4 separate regions of the Mus musculus genome follow, and regions 2, 3 and 4 are each linked to region 1. A link is a loop called in an ENCODE intact Hi-C map of the cell type or tissue named here. Cell type or tissue: left cerebral cortex. All regions are shown on one strand. Region 1 holds the start of Zswim7 (zinc finger SWIM-type containing 7). Region 2 overlaps Specc1 (sperm antigen with calponin homology and coiled-coil domains 1). Region 3 holds the start of Akap10 (A kinase (PRKA) anchor protein 10). Region 4 holds the start of Gm39988 (a long non-coding RNA gene).

Evidence for each region. Peaks named below come from ENCODE experiments on the same cell type or tissue, not always from the same donor. Only the 100,000 strongest peaks of a DNase experiment are listed, where the experiment ranks them.
Region 2: a loop joins it to region 1, with 7 times the contacts of the local background. A loop is called at or near these places in 40 of 42 quality-filtered maps.
Region 3: a loop joins it to region 1, with 6 times the contacts of the local background. A loop is called at or near these places in 11 of 42 quality-filtered maps.
Region 4: a loop joins it to region 1, with 15 times the contacts of the local background. A loop is called at or near these places in 40 of 42 quality-filtered maps.

What each region holds. Positions count from the first base shown.
Region 1 is chr11:62,278,347-62,283,346 of GRCm38, forward strand. It overlaps Zswim7 (zinc finger SWIM-type containing 7), which reads right to left and starts at 3,049. Exons shown (of 5, transcript NM_027198.1): 1 at 2,911-3,049. The coding sequence starts at 2,986. Ttc19 (tetratricopeptide repeat domain 19) reads left to right here and starts at 3,127. Exons shown (of 10, transcript NM_028360.2): 1 at 3,127-3,347; 2 at 3,439-3,542. The coding sequence starts at 3,167. In left cerebral cortex, a CTCF peak has its summit at 2,533 (motif pointing left); DNase peaks (open chromatin) are centred at 2,515, 2,815, 3,014 and 3,862; H3K4me3 peaks cover 2,426 bases; H3K27ac peaks cover 1,423 bases.
Region 2 is chr11:62,125,410-62,130,409 of GRCm38, forward strand. Specc1 (sperm antigen with calponin homology and coiled-coil domains 1) reads left to right here. Exons shown (of 15, transcript NM_001281818.1): 5 at 2,791-2,998. It overlaps Gm39985 (a long non-coding RNA gene), which reads right to left. Exons shown (of 3, transcript XR_879913.2): 3 at 4,154-4,438. Among named protein-coding and RNA genes, the nearest start is that of Gm39985, 18 kb to the right of the region's middle. In left cerebral cortex, a CTCF peak has its summit at 2,460 (motif pointing right); a DNase peak (open chromatin) is centred at 2,484.
Region 3 is chr11:61,927,733-61,932,732 of GRCm38, forward strand. Akap10 (A kinase (PRKA) anchor protein 10) reads right to left here and starts at 2,525. Exons shown (of 15, transcript NM_019921.3): 1 at 2,257-2,525. The coding sequence starts at 2,344. In left cerebral cortex, a CTCF peak has its summit at 2,627 (motif pointing left); a DNase peak (open chromatin) is centred at 2,607; H3K4me3 peaks cover 2,260 bases; H3K27ac peaks cover 2,304 bases.
Region 4 is chr11:62,045,455-62,050,454 of GRCm38, forward strand. The region is part of intron 3 of Specc1 (sperm antigen with calponin homology and coiled-coil domains 1); the gene reads left to right. It overlaps Gm39988 (a long non-coding RNA gene), which reads right to left and starts at 4,970. Exons shown (of 5, transcript XR_003949695.1): 1 at 4,815-4,970; 2 at 3,801-3,901. In left cerebral cortex, a CTCF peak has its summit at 2,543 (motif pointing right); a DNase peak (open chromatin) is centred at 2,548.

The DNA of each region.
Region 1 (5,000 bases):
CCCATACACGTGGAATGTTTAAAAAGAAATGGAAAGGTCAGACACACACTTCTAACTGGGATGCTCAGAAGCCAAAGGCACAAGCACAGGGAGCAAGGCCAGCCTGGGCTATAAAGAGGCCAAACAAAATCACACAGAAACCAGTACTACCAACCCCTGAAACCTCTGAGCCTCTACTAAACATGTCATTCTCTCATTTTCTCTAAGCAACCCAGGATGCCATCTACCTACTCAGCACTGACACTGCAGAGAACAGGAGCTGTGAGTGATGTAGGGATGGTTTCAAGCATATTAAAGTACAAAGGGGGCTGGTGAGACGGCTCAGCCGGGTAAGAGCATTGACTACCCTTCCGAAGGTCCTGCGTTCAAATCCCAGCAACCACATGGTGGCTCAGAACCACCCATAATGAGATCTAATACCCTCTTCTGGTGTGTCTGAAGTCAGCTACAATGTACTTATGTATATAATAATAAATTTTTGGGCCGGAGTGAGTAGAGGTCCTAAAATAATTCAACTCCCAACAACCACATGAAGGCTAACAACCATCTGTACAGCTACAGTGTACTCATATACATAAAATAAAGTACAAAGGAAGGTGAATATGGGTCACATGCCATCCTACCAAAGGGACTGTACATCAGCAATCTTAACCATCATGGATACCTAGGAGCAACTGCAATTCAAAGACCCAGAGAAAATAAAAGCCACCGACAAAATTCAGGAGCAATGCTAGATACAAAATGCTAGACAATTATGGGACAATGTTTTCAGAGGTCTGAAGATATGCTATTTCCAACATGAAACTTAATACCTTTTTGTAACCCCCCCCCCCCAGCCTGAAATCTGGCTGATCAGGTTTGACTGTTAGCACTAAGAGAGCATGGGGATGAAGCCTGCCACCCTATCGTTCTGCCACTCCCACTGCTACTACCTGCCACCTAGCTGTTCCAGAGCCAACACATGGTCACCTGAAACTGGACTCCAAGGATGATTTGGCGGGAATGGGCCCCTCCCCCTTCTTCATAACCCCGTGTCTCCAAATAGTAAAATTGAACCTTGATCAGACTAATGTCTTGGTTCCATCCTTTCTCGTGCCGCCTAGTTCCCTCTTTTCTTCCAGATTCCAAGATGCCTCCCAGGCTAGAACTCAGACATGTGGGCCGCTGGCCGCCCTCAACACCTTTTAACCAAGCGTGAGAGCAGAAAAACCTTTTTCAGACATTCAAAGCCGCAAAAGCATAGTTCATGCCTTCTTCAGAAACCTACTGAGGTGTGTACTGCATACAATAAGACAGGTAACAATACACAAGTGGATCAACAAGAGGAAAGTAAACTGTAGGATGTGCTAACACAAGACCCAAACTGGGAAAAGAGAATTCCCAGTTAACACTGAAGGAAGACAGCAGCAGCCCAACCGGACAGCAGCCAGTCCATACTAGGGAAGTCGGCAGGCTCTTCGCAGATTCCTTTATGAAAATGTAACTGATAAAATGTCTTTTTTACCTTAACATTTTGAGTGGAGACCTGTGATAGTGGCATAAAATTTCAAGTTCAAGTAAAAATACATATGTAGAAAACTAAACAAGCTTAGAAAGCCGAGATGGTTATAATTCAGGGGAACCAAGTTACCCAGGAAAGGAAATCATAGCTTCTATATGGTCAAAATCATATACATGCAACCTGGACTTATATTCTGCACGGTTACCAAGGAAGATTGGGGATTAGAAAGGAATACCCAGACCCAATACTGAAAACTGCTCTACTGAAAAATAAACAGGAATTGAGAGTCTGCTCCTGTGTAAGGGGGCCCCTTCAGTTACTGGCATATGGATTAACCAACAGCCCTGTTCTGTAAAACTCATCTCGTTCCAGCATCTCAGAACATCTGTGGTCAAATCCTGGAAGCAAGACCTCACAACAGACTAACACCCCACAACTTCTTTGAAGTCAAAGCATGTTTGAATACCTGGTTGGCTGAATCTTTTACGTAAAAGACCAAAATGAGACTATTCGTTTACTTTTCTAGTCCCATTGAAGCAGTAACTCAAACCAGTTCACAGAGCACAATCAATGAACAATAGGAGTTTTGTGCTCTAATTTGGCTATCATTTAGAGAGGCTATTTTTGGGGAGAGTGCTTTAATTAGTCTACACTTCAAAAGCACCCCCCACCCCACCTCCAGTTTTTTGAGATAAAGTCTCCAGCAGCCCAGTCTGGCCTAGCATTATGTAGCTGAGGTTGACCTTAAACTTTCCCTTTTTCTTTCTTTCTTTTTTTTTTTTTTTTTTTTTTTTTTGTCTCCACTTCCCAAGTGCGGAGACTACAGCCATGTGCCCAGTCTTGTGCGGTGGTGGGGAATCCACGGCAGCTCTCTACATGCCAGGCAAGCCTCTTTACCAGCCGAGCTGCATAGTAGATCCTCATTACTAGTTTTCCCCTTTTGGTAGATCCTCCTACTCTGGTGAGTAAGCAAAGATCATCCTTGGTCGGTCATTTTGTTGGAGACAGGCATAGGGCGACCTCTACAGGCCAGAGGGAAGAAGTAATTTTCAACTTCCCGATTTTTTTTTAAAGGTTTTGCCTCCCTGAATGTTTTTTAGTAAAATCTATTTACTAAACAAAGTAGTAAACAAGGGTATTATTTTTAAACTTTGCATCACGGATTGTGGATAAAGATTCTGAGTAACTCGAAATTGTCTACGCATCTGCCATTCCGCATCCCAGCCCTCGCCCACTCCTTGGATGTACCCAGTGGCTCTCTTTAAGTACCGGGGTTCCCGCACACCGGCTCGCACTCAGGGATCTGACGTCTAGTCACTCAAATCCCTCTATTTAGTTAAGCGATTTAAGGGGCCCAGGCTTCAGGGACATAACCATGCGGGGTAAGAATAAAAGCCCGCAGGCCGTACTTCTCGCGCTGTCTCGCACAGCGGCGGCCATCTCGCTCAGGAGCTCTTCCACCACCTCCGGGAGCGCGACCGCCATGGCACGCCGCCCGTCTTCTCTCCTCCCGGGCGCTGCGAACTTCACGCGCCCTGCAGGCCGGGGGCGGGGCGGGGCGGGACGAGACGGCGTGACGTCAGCATGCGTCATCGCGCATGCGGACTGGCGGGGCGTCCCGGGCCAGCCGTGGCTTAGTGGATCTCTGAGGGAGGACCCGTCGGCATGTTCCGGTTGCTTCGCTGGCGTCTGGGTCGAACCCTGCTGCGGGCCGCGGGCCGGCGGTGTGGGGGTTGTACGGCGCGCCTGCTGCCGGAGCGGACGGGCGACGCGGGGACGGGCGCGGAGCGGCTGCGGACCCGAGGCGCGCCGGCGCGGGGGCACGGGGTGCTGCCGCTGTTGGCAGGTGAGCGGTGCGCTCCGGGCGGGGCCGGCCCGGCGGGGGCGGGGACGCGGGCACGGGCCGGTCCCGGTGACCTCTGAGCCGCTTCTCGCAGCTCTCGCCTGGTTCTCGCGACCCGCGGCGACGGCCGAGCAGCCGGGAGAGGACGCGTCAGACGAGGCGGAGGCCGAGATCATCCAGCTGCTGAAGCAAGCCAAGGTGAGGGGCTCGACCGGGCGCGCGCGCTCTCTGCTCCGGTTTCCCGAGGCCTGGATGGATTGGCCCTGGGTGGAAGGTTGGGATCCATCCAGACTGGTCCAGAGCGAATCCTGCAGCAGAATCGCTGCAGTTGTGAGTGCAGGTGGAGACCCTCACATTTCCTTTATTTATTTATTTATTTTGTCCAAACGTATTGATTGAGGATGTTTTGCGAGGGTGGCTTTAATCAGCTAACCTCCAAGCCGAATGACATTTTGTTCATAGACTATGAATGACGCCCCGAAAATGCAATTTAGTATCGTTTATGCCTATTGGTTTGCGTCTAAATCTGTTTCTCCACATCCTTTTTTTCCCCCCTCCAGGTTTATTTCATCTCTTCCTACGGGTTCAATATCGACTTAATGCCAACAACGTCCAGATTTGTGTTCAGACTGCAGTGTGTCATTGACATGCTGTCTCTATTGCAAGGCCACAGCTATCTCTCAGATTTAGCATGCCCGGGACTAAGCACTTTTTCTTAAATTCCTTCCCCCCAAATATGGCTTTAACAGTGTTCTCTCTATCACCTAAAAAATTAAGCCTAAAAAATCATAGTGGTTCCTCAGGCGGACCCCTGTGTTTGAAACCAGCTTGCTCTACAAAGCAAGTCCAGGACAGCCAGGATTCTGTTACACAGAGAAACCCTGTCTCAAAAAAGAGGAGAAAAAAAAAAAAAAAAACAGAAAATAATCATAATTGTTCTTAAAGTGTGTTGTTGATAATTCCCAGTTACAGCAGTAAACACAGTTGCCATCAAATCCAGAACACTTCTCAAATCGCCTGCCCTCTTTTTCCATTCCCTCTTTTCCCCCAGTTTTCCTCACACAGGTCCTGTTCTCTTGCCCCAACCGCAGTCCTTTCTCCGTGTAGCAACCTGAGTGATGGTTTGAAAATGTAAATCAGATTGTAGTAGTGCTTTCTTGTTTGACAGCTGAGTGACTTCTCCCTGTACCTGTGAGAAAACACAAACCCCCTGTCAGAGGCTGCAGGGCTGGAAGTGATCTAAGCCAGCGTCTCATCCTCCTGTGGCAAGAGATGTGATTCAGGACCCTCTGTCCACCTCTCCGTCCTCGAATGTCTTCTGAAGATCCATTCTTTTCACCCCTGTCTTTTGGGGTCATTCTTCTGTCCATTTCGTTACATGGTTAACTCCTTAGTCACTTTACCTCAGTTTTACTCTCATTCTCTTGAACACGTTCCAGATTCCTCTTGTCATTCTTCTGTGCTGTTTTTCTTCCTCTTTTCGTGAGTTTTAATTATGCCTACTTGTCCTACCTGATTCCCTGTAATCTTCAGGAAGAGAAGAAGACGAAAGGCGAACAGCTTCGGTAGGAACACAGTGCCAGGTGTGGTGGTCCACACCTTTAACTGCCACACTCAGGAGGCCGAGCCAAGTGGATCTCTGTGGGTCAGGAGGCA
Region 2 (5,000 bases), 150 kb before region 1:
TGCCTGAGGAGTCCAGCCATGAGCCCATAAGACTCAAAGTTTACCTTCCAAGGCTGCCTTTCAGACAGTAGCTTTCTAAAATCTAAAATGTAGGGCTTCAGGGCTGGAGAGAGGACTCAGCGGTTAAGCTCTTCCAGAATACCTGGGTTTGGTTCCCAGCACCTACAAGTGCACCACAACCATCTGTAAATCTTTTAAAAAAGACAAAAAAATAGAATGTGTCTCAACTTTTAAAAAAGTCATTTTCTATGTATTATGAAGTAATCGTGATAAGATAGAAGACTTTCCACCAGCCAACTCTCATGGTTAAATAGACCTATATTTACTGTGATTCACATTATTATGTCTTTTTTGTTGTTGTTGTCTCTCTGTGTAGCCCTGGCTGTCCTGGAACTCACTTTGTAGACCAGGCTGGCCTCGAACTCAGAAATCCGCCTGCCTCTGCCTCCCAAGTGCTGGGATTAAAGGCGTGCGCCACCACGCCCGGCACATTATTATGTCTTACTTATGCATAAGACATAAGGCTATTCTGGAAGAAGGAAGTAGTTTTTATTGAGTGGTTACTATATAAGGCAAAGTTAAACTGTACCAGTCACTAATAAACTGTAAATACATTATTTCATTAAACCTCCATTGTTCAAATAAGGAAACTGAGGCAAAGGAATTAAAAGAATACAAGGTTCAGCTATGTATGGTGCGGCATGCTGTAGTCCCGGGACTAGGGGCTGAGGCAGAACTTCAGTTTTGAGTACTTAACCAGCTTAAGTTACATAAAGAGACTCTTTCCAAATAGCAATCTTAAAGTAAAGTAAAATAAAATAAAATAAAATAAAACCCCACAAATCTTGATTTGGTAGAACTGGAGTTTAAATCTTGGCATTTAGTTTCAGATTCTGTGCCCTTCGCCATTTTGGTATACTTCCGCAGCTTTAGTTTTGACAGCAGCCTGCAGTGGTATGTATGCACAGTGCAGAGCCGCAGGCTTTTGTAACTGAAGTATGACTTTTAGCTCGGGCTAAATGATGTTTGTTGGTCCTGAGGTTGTTCCTCATATTCTCATCCATCCATCCATCCATTCACCTGTCCCACCTACCAAGTGGAAAACATCACAGGATCGCCTTGTACTGTTTTACTCATCCATTCATCACATGCACATTAAGTCCTTTCTCCATGCCTAGCACTGTGCATGTGCAGAGAGAGGGTTCTGTGTACTGTTGTGAATAAAGTCGACCAGATCCCTATTCCTATAGCGTCCCCAGCCAGAACTGCAACTGGGAAAAAAAATTAGATGCAAAGTCCCCACACTTAAAAAAATTAGAAAGAAATCTATTGCATATCAAGTTTATGTTGCCTGGAAAATACCTACCTATTTATTAATGTCAGTTAAATTGCTAAAGAAAAGGGGCAGTGTTTATTGTAGCATTTTTAAAATAATAATAAAGTGGGGTTTACAGGCAGTGGATTTCCAGTATATGGTAATTAAAATAATGTAGTGCCAACTAGTAGATGGCTCAGTGGATGATTCTATGTACTAGACAATGCTTATTATACTATTTTAACATAATTTTAAATGCAGATTGATACATATTACAACAGGTTATTTGTATGTGTGGTAGATGCATTTTCACATGTATGTGGGCATGTGTAACTATGAGGACCAGAATTTGAATCCCTAGCACCCAGGTAAATGCGGGGTAAAATGATAGCTTGCCTATAATCTTAGTACTCAAGAGGTAAAGACAGGAACTTCCCATAGCAAACCAACTAGCTAGACTAGCTGAATAAAAAATTTCTGAGTTCAAGTGAGAGATCTTACCTCCGTATCTATCATGGAGAGTGATCAAGGAAGACACTGATGTCAAACTGACCACCATTCATTTGTACAAACACATGCACCCACACACTTGCCCACATACATGTGAAGATACATGCACACACACACATAATCTGCTGTAATATGTATCCATCTGCATGTACTAACATTTAAAATTATGTTGAAATAGCATAATAAGTATTGTCAGTATAAGACAAAGGCATATTACACCCTGCAGTGTAATACTTCCAAATCACCACACACATACAACCAGTTGTGTAAAGTTTTATAATACCTGTTCAAGCCTATATATTATCAAGTACTTATACACATATGTAATAAGCATGGGAAACTCTTCATGGAATAACCGCACACCAACTTTAAAACAATGTCTGTTACTTGCTGAAATGGAAAGAAAAGTTGAGGCATTAACACATTTTATTGAATTAAAAGATTCGGCAAATATGGAAAAATTTGTTAAGCTCAAGTGCATCATTATCTTGTTTCTATGTGTGTAATTAAAGTTGAGCAGGTAAAATTAATGGGAGTATTTTCTGTTTCCAGAACATTCAGATTTTTATGTTACACGTTTTATTCTTCCAAAGAAGGTTGAGATCTGTCTGTGGCTCAGGCTGCAGGAATATTGAATCTCACCAGCAGAGGGCGCTGCTCTGCAGAGAATGTGAAGAGTGGCCAGGTTTTCATGCTTCCCTGTTCTGCCCTGGGAAGGGAAAGAGTTGCCTGTACTAGGAGGCCCTTGCTTTCTGCTTATAAAAAGGGGCACAGAATCCAGGCCTTTGGACACATTGTGCATCTTTTAACATTTATAGCCTTGGCTGTGCCCAGACTAAAAACAGCAAGGAGTGGCGTACGCCAGGGCATCCAGCAAGTCTTCTACCGACCTGTGAGAGTGGTTTTTTGTTTTTGTTTTTGTTTTTTTTTCCTGTTAAACTGACACAATATTCCTTTTTCTCTAGATGGAGAAAGATTATTCGTACCTGAAAGAAGTCTGTGATCATCAAGCAGAACAGCTGAGCAGAACCAGCCTAAAATTACAAGAGAAAGCTTCAGAAAGTGACGCAGAAATCAAAGACATGAAAGAGACCATATTTGAATTGGAAGACCAGGTGGAGCAGCATCGCGCCGTCAAGTTACACAATAACCAGCTCATCAGTGAGCTGGAAGGTAAGTGGCGTCAGCCTGAAAAGGGTGCGGCGACAAAGGGGTTTCTAAGGATGTTTGGTGGCCAGGGTGTCAGAAGAGCCTGTCTTGTGAGCCCTGTATCAACTCCCTAAGAGAACTTAAAAAACAAGCATTAATCTCTGAGAAGACCACAACTCTTGAAAGAGGCAGTGCATTTGGGAAGGGTTAGATGTACCTACCTGTGCAGCTTCCTGCAGCCTCCACCTCTAGACAACCAAGCCGTCTTTGAATTCTGCTGTGACTGTGGGAGGCGTTTTCCCCTACGGATGGCCTTCAGGGTTTGAGAGTAAATTATTTACTGCCTTTGTATCAACAGTGTGTTGCCTGCACTGTCTGATGGATGAGATCTACTCAGAGTGAAGCAAACCATTGTGCCTGTGGTCAAGTCCAGCGTGTTCCCATTGGTGGCAGGATTTGGGAATCTCTCACAGATGTTAGCTGCTTGGTTTCCAAAGACACATCAGTATATGGCTTTAGGAACTCACTCCCTTGAATGGGGAAAGACATTTTTTTAAGAGATTTAAACTTCCTTTATTTTGTCTAAATCAACCTTATCAAATATCACACCTAGTTAGTTTTGCTTTTGTAACAAAAGACTTTAAAAAACAAAGATTTGTAGGGCACTAGTTACTACAAAGATGAGCTTAGTTGCCTGAGAAGTTTTCTGTCATGTACAGCCAGCCTTGGTACTCACAGATTCTGCATTCCTGAATTTACCAATTCACCAGCTCACTAGAATATACTTGTATCCCTAGATTGGTGCTTACAACACCTTCCTGGTTTGGGAAAAATGGAAAGAGGTGAAAAGTCAGAGGAAAGTCAGGAAAACCTCTGTTCTTCGCAGAGATTAAGCTCAAGAACCCTCTACTTTCTGGTCTGAATTATGATGCTGTGTACAAGGATCTCTTTTTTCTTTAAAAATATTTGTTTTTTACCTTTTATTTATTTTGGCTGTGGAGGTGGGAGGACAGCTGTGGGTATTGGTTCTTTCCTTCTACCACACGGTTCCCAGGGATCAAACTCAGTCGCCAGGCTTGATAGTATGTGTTTTACCCACTGAGCTAGCTCTCCAACCTGCAAGTGGGTTTTTTAAAACATAACAATCCTATTTAAAAACAAAAGAAAACACTCTTGTACTTTTTTTCATGGTTTTTATTTGAAATGCTCCCAGATACGATGCTGAAGTGCTGTCTACTGTCCCTAGGTGCAGAAGGCTGTGATGGTATCTATAGAAATAGGTGTGTTAGATAACATTGGTCAGGCCTGAGCTTTCGTGATGGTGAACATGAGTTCAGTGTCAGACAGCAGTCCAGGATATCCACACAGAGGAGACGGTCGTTCTTCCATCCTAACACTAGGCTTCTTTGATGCGCTGGGGAAATGCCGGTTATGCACAGTGACACATCTTCACTGATGTTGAAGCTATGAAAAGGATGGGAAAGCAAGGAACTTTAGAGATTCATGGAATGAAGATCTGTAGTTGACAGTGTCCTGGACAATAGTGTCACAATGCCAGAGACAAAACGAATTCGCTGTAACCTAGCCCAGGGCCAGCAGAACTGTCATTCATTATACACTGATTAGGCATAAGGGAAAGGATGCTTGCAGGCAAGAAAGGTTGCATAGATCAGAAAGCTACAGAAAATTGTTTAAAATACCAATTCAGTATTGCAAAAAGTAGAGAGGGAAAAAAAAGGCATCCTGATGCATATGGAACAGGGATTCTGGTGTGCAAATAGCATTTTAGATGGTGAAAACTGTGACCAGAAGCCTATAGGAATCCAACACTGTTTCCGTGGGGAGCAACAGTTCAGTATTCCTTGTTGATTGAGCACAGTGGTTTCTATGAGGGGAGCTGATTGTGTGCTCTGTGGCTGGATTAATTGACTAATACCAGAGTGACAGTGCCCGTTGTTCGTTGCCTTTGTCATGGACTGTAGAGCAGTGACACTCAGTGTCACCCAGGTTCAATAGCACTTCTTGA
Region 3 (5,000 bases), 350 kb before region 1:
AAGGAGGCCAGAGAAGAGTAGGGGAGTCCCTGGACCTGGAGTTACAGATGGTTCTAAGCTGCCATGAAGGTTCTGGGAACTAAACCCAGGTTCTGTGTAAGAACAACATAAGTTCTGAAGGGCTGAGCCACCTCCAGCCCTCTTTTCCTGATTTTAGATTTACCATTTTTAATGAAATATGATAAACCTCTAACAAGAAAGAAAATTAAATTGAAGGATCTTTATGAGGCTGTTTTCAGAGGTTGGGTGTGGTGATACATGCCTATAATCCAAATACTAAATTAGAGGAAGAAGAATGTCCACAAGGTCCCCATCTCAACAGGAAATGCTAAGGCCAGGACTACAAAGCCAGACTGTCTTGACTCCCAACCCCTCAAAAAGGTTGTTTCTAGCTCTCTTGCCACATTCAATCTCCAGAAATCATCTGGAATAATCTTTTTACTCCTTAAGTACATTTATTTATTTTGTGGGAGTGGATGTACCACACAGCACATGTGTGGAGGTCAGAGGACAACTTAATGGGAGTTACTCTTTCCCTCCACCATTGTGGGTCCTGGGGCTCTAACTCTGATGGTTAGGCTGCACAGCAAGGGTCTTTATCTGCTGAGCATCTGGCTCTAGAATAAACTTTCTAAGCAAATAATCAGATCACCCTTTATTGTAAGGTCACCTCTCTTCAAAAGCTTTACAATATATTCTCTCTGCATTTGGAATAAAACTCTCGATAATGTGGTGTCTGCCTATCTGCTTCTCTATGCCTCAGCCACAGTGGCCACCTTGCCTTTCCTAAAGGGCACCAGCTCTTTATTCCTGGTACCTCCAGTGTCTTTCCTGACCTCTCTAAAGTTACATTCTACTACTGATCCTCTAGTTTTACGTTTCAAGGTTACATACTGAATTCTTCTAACATCCAACCAAAATAGGTTTTTCTTCATAAATTAGTCTTTCATTACACATCATTCAATTTGTAAGTATATACACACTTTTTTTTTTGGCCTTATTTATTGCCTGCCTTCAGCATCAATGAGTTTCATAGGTACAGAGACTACGTCCATATAACTATTTCATGACACCCTAAGACAGTGTCTGGCAGACTGGACACTCGACAGTGTGTGTTAAATGAACAGACAGAAGTCTGTTGTTCAACTTGAATTAGTCCCATACTTAGAATGCATTCCCCCCCTTAAAAAACAAGCACCACAACACTGTCAACCTAGGTACATTAACAACTCCAGAGATATTAAGACACTTTACTGATAAAGCTTCCTATTATTTACCAGTTTCATTCATTCCCTCACCTAGCATCAACAGACAGCCTCAGTCCTATGAGGCCTTTAGGAATCATCTGATTCTCAGCTGGAAAAAAAGTGGGTTAACCGGCTGTTTCGGGTTACAGAGTTTATGAAAAAGCTATCACGTGAATACAAGTCTGATTTGGTGTTATGTTTAAAAAAAAAAAAGTCTGTCTGATACATCTTCTCAGTAAGAATGAAGAGATACAACCACCTCCACCTAAAGAGATTTGATTGATCAATTTGTGTATGTATATTTAATGAAATACCATAACCCTTTCCAGGATCAAAATCACCTTGCCTCTACTTTAAAAACTAAGTAAGCTTTTACAACTGGACATCCGAAATCTAAGTAGTTCGTTTATAGTAGCAGCAACGGTCTCAATAATTAGTAAAGTTGCTCAATCATCAAAAGCAGTAGTCTTCTGAATACGGAACTTCAGTAGTAAGAAATTTTATTTTAGGAATAACAGTGGGCCCCCTTCCGCTCTCCACCCCCGCCCCCAAAAGAGGAAACTAGAAAATAGCGCTAGTTGAAGAAATAACAGTTGCACGTGGTTTTAGGTATAACCCCCCCCCCCCAATATTCGGAAAAGTCAAGACTTCCTATAAGTAAAGGGATTTCCTTGATCTTCATCCACAGTGCGCGCGTGGATCACACACACATACAAACCTCCAGAAACCAAACACACCAGGAAAACCTTTTCTTTAGCCAACAGGTGTTAATTTCTATGGGTTTAAGCAGACACTTTTGGCCCAAAGCGACAATGCCCCTCGACCTCGCTTGAGGAGGCCACCTTCTTCCCTGCGGAGTCCCGGGCAGCACACTGCACCGCGGGTGTCGGCGCCGAGGCCGAGCGGCTCATCGAGAGCCTCGCGGCCGCCCTGACAAAACCCTTGCAGGTTTGCTGCCCCACCGCTGCCCGAGACCCGGCTCACCCCCCGCCGGCGACCCCTCGGCTACCTTTCCGCCGGAAGAAGGACATGGCGGGGCCCGGGTCGGGGCGGAGGGCGCGGGGGGAGTGTCGCGGGGAGGGCCCGGCTCCCCTCATTCAGCAGCTGGCCGGGACTTCCGGGGCCGCAGGAGCCGCTGCACTAGTCCGAAAACAGCCCCTTCTTCCGGGTGTGGGCGCTGCCGCCACCTCGGGATGCCCCGGCAGCTGCTGCCGCCATGTTATCAACAAGCCACCCGCTTAGAGTTCCGGTCCGTCCGCGCGCGGGGCTTCACGGGAGGCCCCGGCCCCGCCTCCTCCTGCGCACCTCCTCCCGCGGGGCCGGGGCGCGCGCCCGCTCAGCCCACGTGACCTGGCGTCCTCGAGTCCGCGAGCCCTTCCCCCTGGAGGCTTCGGATGACAGCGTCTCTTTGCTGAACCTCCTCCTCTTCGGGAAGCCCCCGCCAGCACTGCTGCGCAGCCTTTTCGCGGAATCTTGCTAAATGCCGCAGGCTGCTTGGCAGCTTTACCCTGCCAGGTCCCCGGGGGATGCAGGCGAGCCTGCAGGACGAGGAGCTGCTCTTATGTAGCTCCCGAAGCTCCCTCCCTCAAAGTGACCTCAGGAAGGAAGGAGAAAAAGAGTGGTAGGCTCATTTTCAGATGAAATCCCTACAGATGCTCAAAACAGAAAGAGCCAGCAACCTGAGCCTCAACAGAGGGCTATTTCTTCCGTTCTTATTCGAAAGCCACCTTCCTATAAATCTTCTGGCTTTCTTAAAGCTTACCCACCTTTAGCGCCCTGGATGGATGGCCACTATAGCTACAACTACTGTCAAAAGCGAACCAGGAACTCGTGATGCACACAGTTGCTGATTTTTATGTTGGATCAGCAAAGTCTACCTGAGACAGAAGGAAAAACAAGTGCAGAAGCGGCAACTTGCCTGATTATTCGGTGTGTTAAAACAGGAACTAAGTAAAGCCTGGAGTCTTAACCATATTATTAGAGCAGGTTAATAAGTTTGCTAGTTTTGTTTCCAAGCCTGTTTGCTAAATGATGAAAAACCATCATAGCTAAACTTATTTATAACATCGTGCACAGATACCATACTAAACCCTCCAGGTTAGTAACAGTCTTTAAACTTGCTCTTGGTATGGAGGAAACTAGGCCAGCTTTCAAGGTCACGCTGGGCAGGAACTGAAAAGGAGAGCAGGGCTGTGGTTGCCCCATGTGAGGTAATGGTGTGGAGGTCTGAGATGATTTGGAAATGAATATTACACTCTGGGCATACCCCTCCCCTATTCCCACCCACTGCCCACCCTTGAAAACCTTTCCTTGCCTAAGAATATTAAGGCAAGCCAGGGGAGGTGCTCTGGTGGTGAAAGCCTTTAACACACTTGGAAGGCAGAAAGAAGCCAGTGGATCACTGAGTCCCAGGTCAGCTTGATTTACTTAGGGAATTTTAGGCCAAGGTGAGACTGTGTCTCAAACAGATAAAAACAAAACAAGGCGTTGAACGATGGCTTAGCAATTAGGAGCACAGACAACACTTGCAAAGGATCCACAGTTAGAGTATCTACTCTGTTCTTAGGCAGAATGGGTGGTGTGTCTTACATTATTCCTTTGCCTTTCCCTTCTGGAGTTCCAGTCTTGGCAGAGACTGTTTTGTATTTGTTAACTATTGGTTAGCTGATCAGGGCAGGAGGAACACCAGACGAATGAGTGAGAAAAATCCCTTAAATGAGCAAAAAGTCAATGGGGTTGAGGGGAGGGCTCTGGCTCCATTAGGATTTCTAGAATCCTTACTCATTCTCTCAGGCTAAATAAACATAAATCAGTGTTGAGGAAGTGTTTTTCAACTCAATTTCCAATGAGGTTTATTCTTTGAGCCCCCCCTACCAGAGATTCTGGAGTTGCTTTTATTCTCTGTGAGAAATAGATTGTTACAGTCCATTTACAGATAAGAAGAAAGCAATAGGCCCCCTAGCTGGTGGCTGGTGCAGGCTTGTCACAGAACTCTAAAAAAGTTACAGGTAGTCTGCTACCCTATTGCTCATGGTCAGAAAAGGAGGAGGGGTGCTATCTCAAGCCCCAAACTATTCATTAGATAAGGTTTTGTGTCCTAAAACAATAACATGGGAAATTTGGGAAAGGGGCAAGTTCTAGCCAATGGAGACAAGAATAGAATTAGAGGGAACTTAAAACCCCTCCAGATTGGGGGGACCTTAAAAATCACTGCCTTGTACCAAAGCATTGCACCAGAAATTTTTGACTTTTCTTTTTGCTGGCATCCCTTTCTGCAGAATTGTATATTTAAAAACTGCTTCGTTTTGTTAGTTCCTTGAATAAGTTTTATTATTTCCACTATCTCTCAGACAGCTAGACATAGCAGTCAGCTAATCGAAATCATTATTTACTAAGAACTTGTGATGTACTCTCTATGTTCCTAGCACTTTACAATTAAGACTTTTCATAATCCTTCACACATACACCTCACCACCACCCCACAAGAGATCCTGCCACCATCATGTCTTGTTTATAGAGGATGGTTTGGGTTTCTTTGTAATGACCTAGGATCTCAATGGTAATACAAGATAGAGAAAGGAAGGAAGGAAGAAGGGTTGTTGGTGAAGCTGTGACTCCCACTTCAGGAAGTCTTACTGTAGTTATAACCACTCCAGACAACTTGTACCTGCTTTGGAAGACCCCAATCTGGGCAAGATATGCTCAGAACTGTAGAACTCAAAAGAAGTAGGTGAGGACACCTGATGCCCTGTT
Region 4 (5,000 bases), 230 kb before region 1:
AAAAACAAAAAACACAAACAAAAATAAACCAAAAAAAAAAAAAAAAAAGTGGAGGGCGATCACAGAAGACATTCAGTGCTTCATGTGGCTTCCATAGCAACACTCCTCACCTGTACGCCCATCTGTACGTGCACACACATGCAATCACACATGCACATGAATACCACAAGCACATTTGTAGACATAATACAAGTTCTGAAAATAAGGCATCAGAGAGTTAACCTGTGGTGGGGATAAAGGAGATGAAGAGTGGCTTCCATCATTAAAAAGCTGCAGAGTGCTAGAGAGATGGCTCAGCAGTTAAGAACACTTGCCATCTCAGAAGATCTGGGCTCAGCCCCCAGCACCCATGTGACAGTGCCCAGCCATCTGTAACTCCAGGCCCAAAGGGTTTGACAGGTTCTCTTGTCCTCCACAGGCACCAGGCACTCCTATGTATGAAGGTGAACACTCATACACATAAAATAAAAAAAATACTTTTGAAAGATGCTAAAGAGATTATTTACAATATATGCAAGTTTGTAAAGACTATTCAAACCCATAAAGAAAACTGCAGAACAATGTGTAGCTCATATAAAAAAGAAGTGGCTATTCCACAGAAAAATAGTAAACTTCCCTTGTAGTTGAGGAGCTACTAGTCAGAACAATAACTCTCTCTATGGCGCACCCTGGTGAGAAAATCCCAAACAGGTAACCCTTGCGACCATGACTATGGGTACAGAGAGCAGGTACACTGCTTATGACAGTTTGGACAGCTTGGCAGCACCTGAGGCTTGTTGGTTTGGCTGGCCAGTGAGGCCCTGGGATCCTCCTGCCTCTGTGTGCCCAGTGAGCACTATTTATATGCATTACAGGCTTGGCCTGCTATCCCTGCCTTTCTTACATGGATTCTGAGGACTGAAACAGGTCCTCATGTTTGTGTGGCAAGCCCTTTACAGGTTTAGCCCTTGATCTGTCCTCCTAACCCGTAACGTTTTCCATTTGTATTAGTACGTATTTGACTCAGCACATTACAGATGCTCAGGCTGGATCCCAATGCTCTTCAGGTGCTGTGTTTGCTCTAGGACTGACCTACACCCCAGCCCGTCTACTGCTTATATTCAACATGAGTGCTGTGTGTGTGTGTGTGTGTGTGTGTGTGTGTGTGTGTGTGTGAGAGAGAGAGAGAGAGAGAGAGAGAGAGATCGTCTTACATGCTGGCAAGACGTAATGCAATTCTCTGGAAATTCATCTGTGAATTCTAGGAAATTAAGGAAATGCTGCCAGCATGTAGATAATCTCTAAAAGTTAGGCAAGCTTGTAACTTACATAGAGGCTCATGGGAAGGTGTCTTAATGCCATTTACTCTTAGGGTACAGACTTTTGACTTGTTTGCTCTGATGCATAGAAGGTAGTACTGTTGTTGTTGTTGTTTTCTTTCAAGTATAGTAGTTTATCTCCTGGTTAATTTTTTATTTTTAAACTATATATATACATATATATGTATGTGTATATATGTGTGTATGTATGTATATATACATACATGTATGTGTGTGTGTGTGTATGATACTGCAATGACTAATATTCATGATCAAATGTGACTGGATTGGAATAATGTAGGAGACACCTAGATGAAGTGGGGTCTTGGACTGAATGAAAAAAGATAAAAGGAGAAAGCAAGCAGAATGCCAAGCGAGCAGAATGCCAGCATTCATCCCTCCACTTCCTGAATGCAACATGTCCACCCACACTTCCATGAGCGTGCCTTCCTGCCCCGAGGGACTGTACCCTCAAGCCATGAGTGGAATTAATTCTTCCTTCCTTAAGTTGCTCCTTGCTGGGCTTGTCACAGGGACAAGGAAAGCCCCTAGGACAGGTGCAGAGACAGTTTATATGTATCCTGTGTGAGTAGATCTGGTCATTGGCCTATTACCTGCCCTGCCCACCATTTCTTTGTTTAGATTTGCCTTGCACTGTGATTCTAAACCTATAACTAGCCAGTATCACATCTCAGGCCCCTCTGCACGCTCAGTCTGAACCTCACCAACTCAGTGATTGACACATGGTAGGCAGGATGGGAGTTGCTTCCATAAGCGTAGGGTGGGAGGCTCATATCTTTTCTTTTTCATTTTTCAAAGACGGTGCCCAGTTTCCCCTGTTCCCTATAGTACTGCTAGAGTTTGCTTCAACAAGAACAATCAATGGAGCACCTACTAGGTCTGGCCCACCACCTGCAGCCCTGCTCCCTGCTCCCCTGCCATCTGCTCCCCTGCCTGCCTCCCCTCCCAATGGTCTCTCAGACCTGTTGATACTTCTTCCTCAGGCAGACTTAGGGCTCTGGTCTGAACTATCACATGTCCACCTTGAGCACTCACTTTTGGACTTTATGTTGTGGATCTGAGTGTGTTAGATCTTCTTCCTCTTATCCCTGAAGTGCCCTTTATATGTGTGTGTTCTCCCCAAAATGTGAGCTGCAGAGTAAGGAACTTTTAGAGTCCTTGTGCCAAGAGCTACCTCTCAAGTCAACAGGACTCAGGGAAGCGACTGCTGTGGTAGACGAGAGCCACCAGGTGGCAGCCTTGTCCAAAATACTGATAAGCTGGAGTCTTGGTTCTATGGGGAGCTGCTACCTTCAGAAATAATGATTCTTTAATCAACAAATATGTCTGAACACTTACTCCATATTCAGCACGGTTCTGGGGAAAGGGTACCAGGACAAAGATCTCTGTCTCCATTAAGCTACCCGAGCTTCTGAGAACATGATCAAGGGAGACAGTAGGCTGGGAAGGACCACCGTGGCAGGGTTGACAGTTTGGGGCAATGGCCTGTGCCCACCAGTGTCTGGCACAGTCTGGGAGCAGAAAGAAGGGGCTACAGAAGAACCAGCGGCAGAGCAGGCAGGCATGGGTGACTTCTGCAGGATCCTCTGGAATAGGGACAGCCCCCGAGTTCATGCCCTAAGAAATCCTTCGGCTGCTTTTTGAGAGTAGACAGGTGGACTGGGAAGACCAGATGGCTAGCTGCTGTCATAAACGAGGAAACAGTCATTACAGCCTGGGCTAGGCTGGGAGCTGGAACAGCAGGCAGGCTCTGGGTATATTTTGAAGAGTAAAGCCAACCAGCCTAGTAATGCCCTGATCTTCTTTACTGTGCACATAAACACACATAAAATTCTCTCTTTTAGACATTTTTAAAAATGGCATATCTTATTCCTTTATTTCATGAATGTGTGCGTGCATTTCTCGTAGTTCACACGTTGAGGTTAGAGGACAGACATGGGGGTCAGTTCTCTTCCCACGTGGGTTCTGGTGTGTGAACTCAGGTTGTCAGGTTTGGTGGCTAGTGCGGTTAGCTGCTGGTCCTCTTTTAGCTAGTTTTTGTTGTTGTTGTTTTTGTTTTTCGAGACAGGGTTTCTCTGTGTAGCCCTGGCTGTCCTGGAACTCACTCTGTAGACCAGGCTGGCCTCGAACTCAGAAATACGCCTGCCTCTGCCTCTCAAGTGCTGGGATTAAAGGTATGCGCCACCACACCTGGCTCTCTTTTAGCTATTTTTAAGAATGTAGCCCACTCCCTTCACAGATGCCATTGTGGTTGTTTTGTTTTTTGCTGTGCTTTGCAGACACTGGACGTACATTCTGCTACCCAGCTCCCTTACAGCCCTACGTGTGAATGTAGAGATCCCACACACATCCACATTGCCACACAAGCCTTCACGCCATCTTTTTCCAAACCGCTTCATCTTAGAGAACTGAAGCCCTGTGCTCAGCCAACACCCAGCCCACCCAGCCCCTACAACTCTTATTCTGGGTCTGTCTTTGTACCTGGTTCCTCAGCATAGACCACAGTGTGTGCTGAGGCTGGCTTCTTTCATTCCATAAGATGTCCTCACCAGTATCCATGTTGCCACATGTGCCAGCATTTCCTGTTTTTTTAAAGCCAGATTTTATTGTGGTGTATGTTCTTACCACATCCCCTCACTTTCTTCCTCTTGGCTGTTATGAATTGCACTGCTGTGGTCCTATCTCCTGGCAGCTTATATGATCCACATGGGGTCAGATTGTTGCTTATGGTAGTAGCAATGGGACCCTGAGGGATGGGATGTGTGTATGCATGGCCAGGAAGGTCCTGTGGCCATGTAATGGATGACTGAGAACTGGTTCTCATGTACTTGGGGAGCTCATGGAGATGACGCCACACATCATACATGGAGGGCTGACAGGAAAGAATCCTACCATTTTTAACTGACACCAGTGCTTTCTAAAAGTTAAATAGGAATTAAGCTTAAGCACTGCTTTGATCCAGCTACACTCCACTGCTCATGGAATCTTAGACATCTTAGTTTTGTTATTGAGTGCAAAGTTGTGATTCCAAAGTCACAATAGGCACACCTTTAATCCTGGCACTCAGAGGCAGCTCTGGTCTCTGCAAGTTCTAACCTACCTACTCTGCATAGTGAGCTCTTGGCCAGCCAGCAAGGGCTACATACTTTTTATTTTTTAAGGCCGTTTCCAAGAAGGTATCTGTGACTTCACAGGACACATAGCCATCATTCTGTAGTGAACTGGCTCTGACCTATGATGCCCGTCCTTGCTAACAGAGGAGAGGTCTAGCCTGTGCTCCAGCTAGGTGCTGGCCCCTCCCCCATAGTATATAGCTATACTCAGCATTCCTCAGGAATGAAGAGAAAGAGGTTCAGGCAGACTTGATAGCTCTCCCAGACTAAGATCCAGAGCCGGATCCTGGACTCCTTCCTGCTGCAGGCTTCACTGCAGTGTGGGACCCCCATTTCTTCCCTCTGTTATAGACCTACTGTTTCCCATGCCGACACTGCTTACTGTGTGCTGTCTCCGGTTTTTCTTTACTGTAGTTCTATGAGGCAGTACCATCTCATCCCTCAGGCCAGAAGACAGATCAGAAAGGCAGATAGGAGCCAACTGTCTCCATCCACATCCAGGAAATGCTGGGACCAAGCCACAGAGGCTTAGAGGAAACTAGGGTATGGTGGCTTGTGGGAGCAGGTG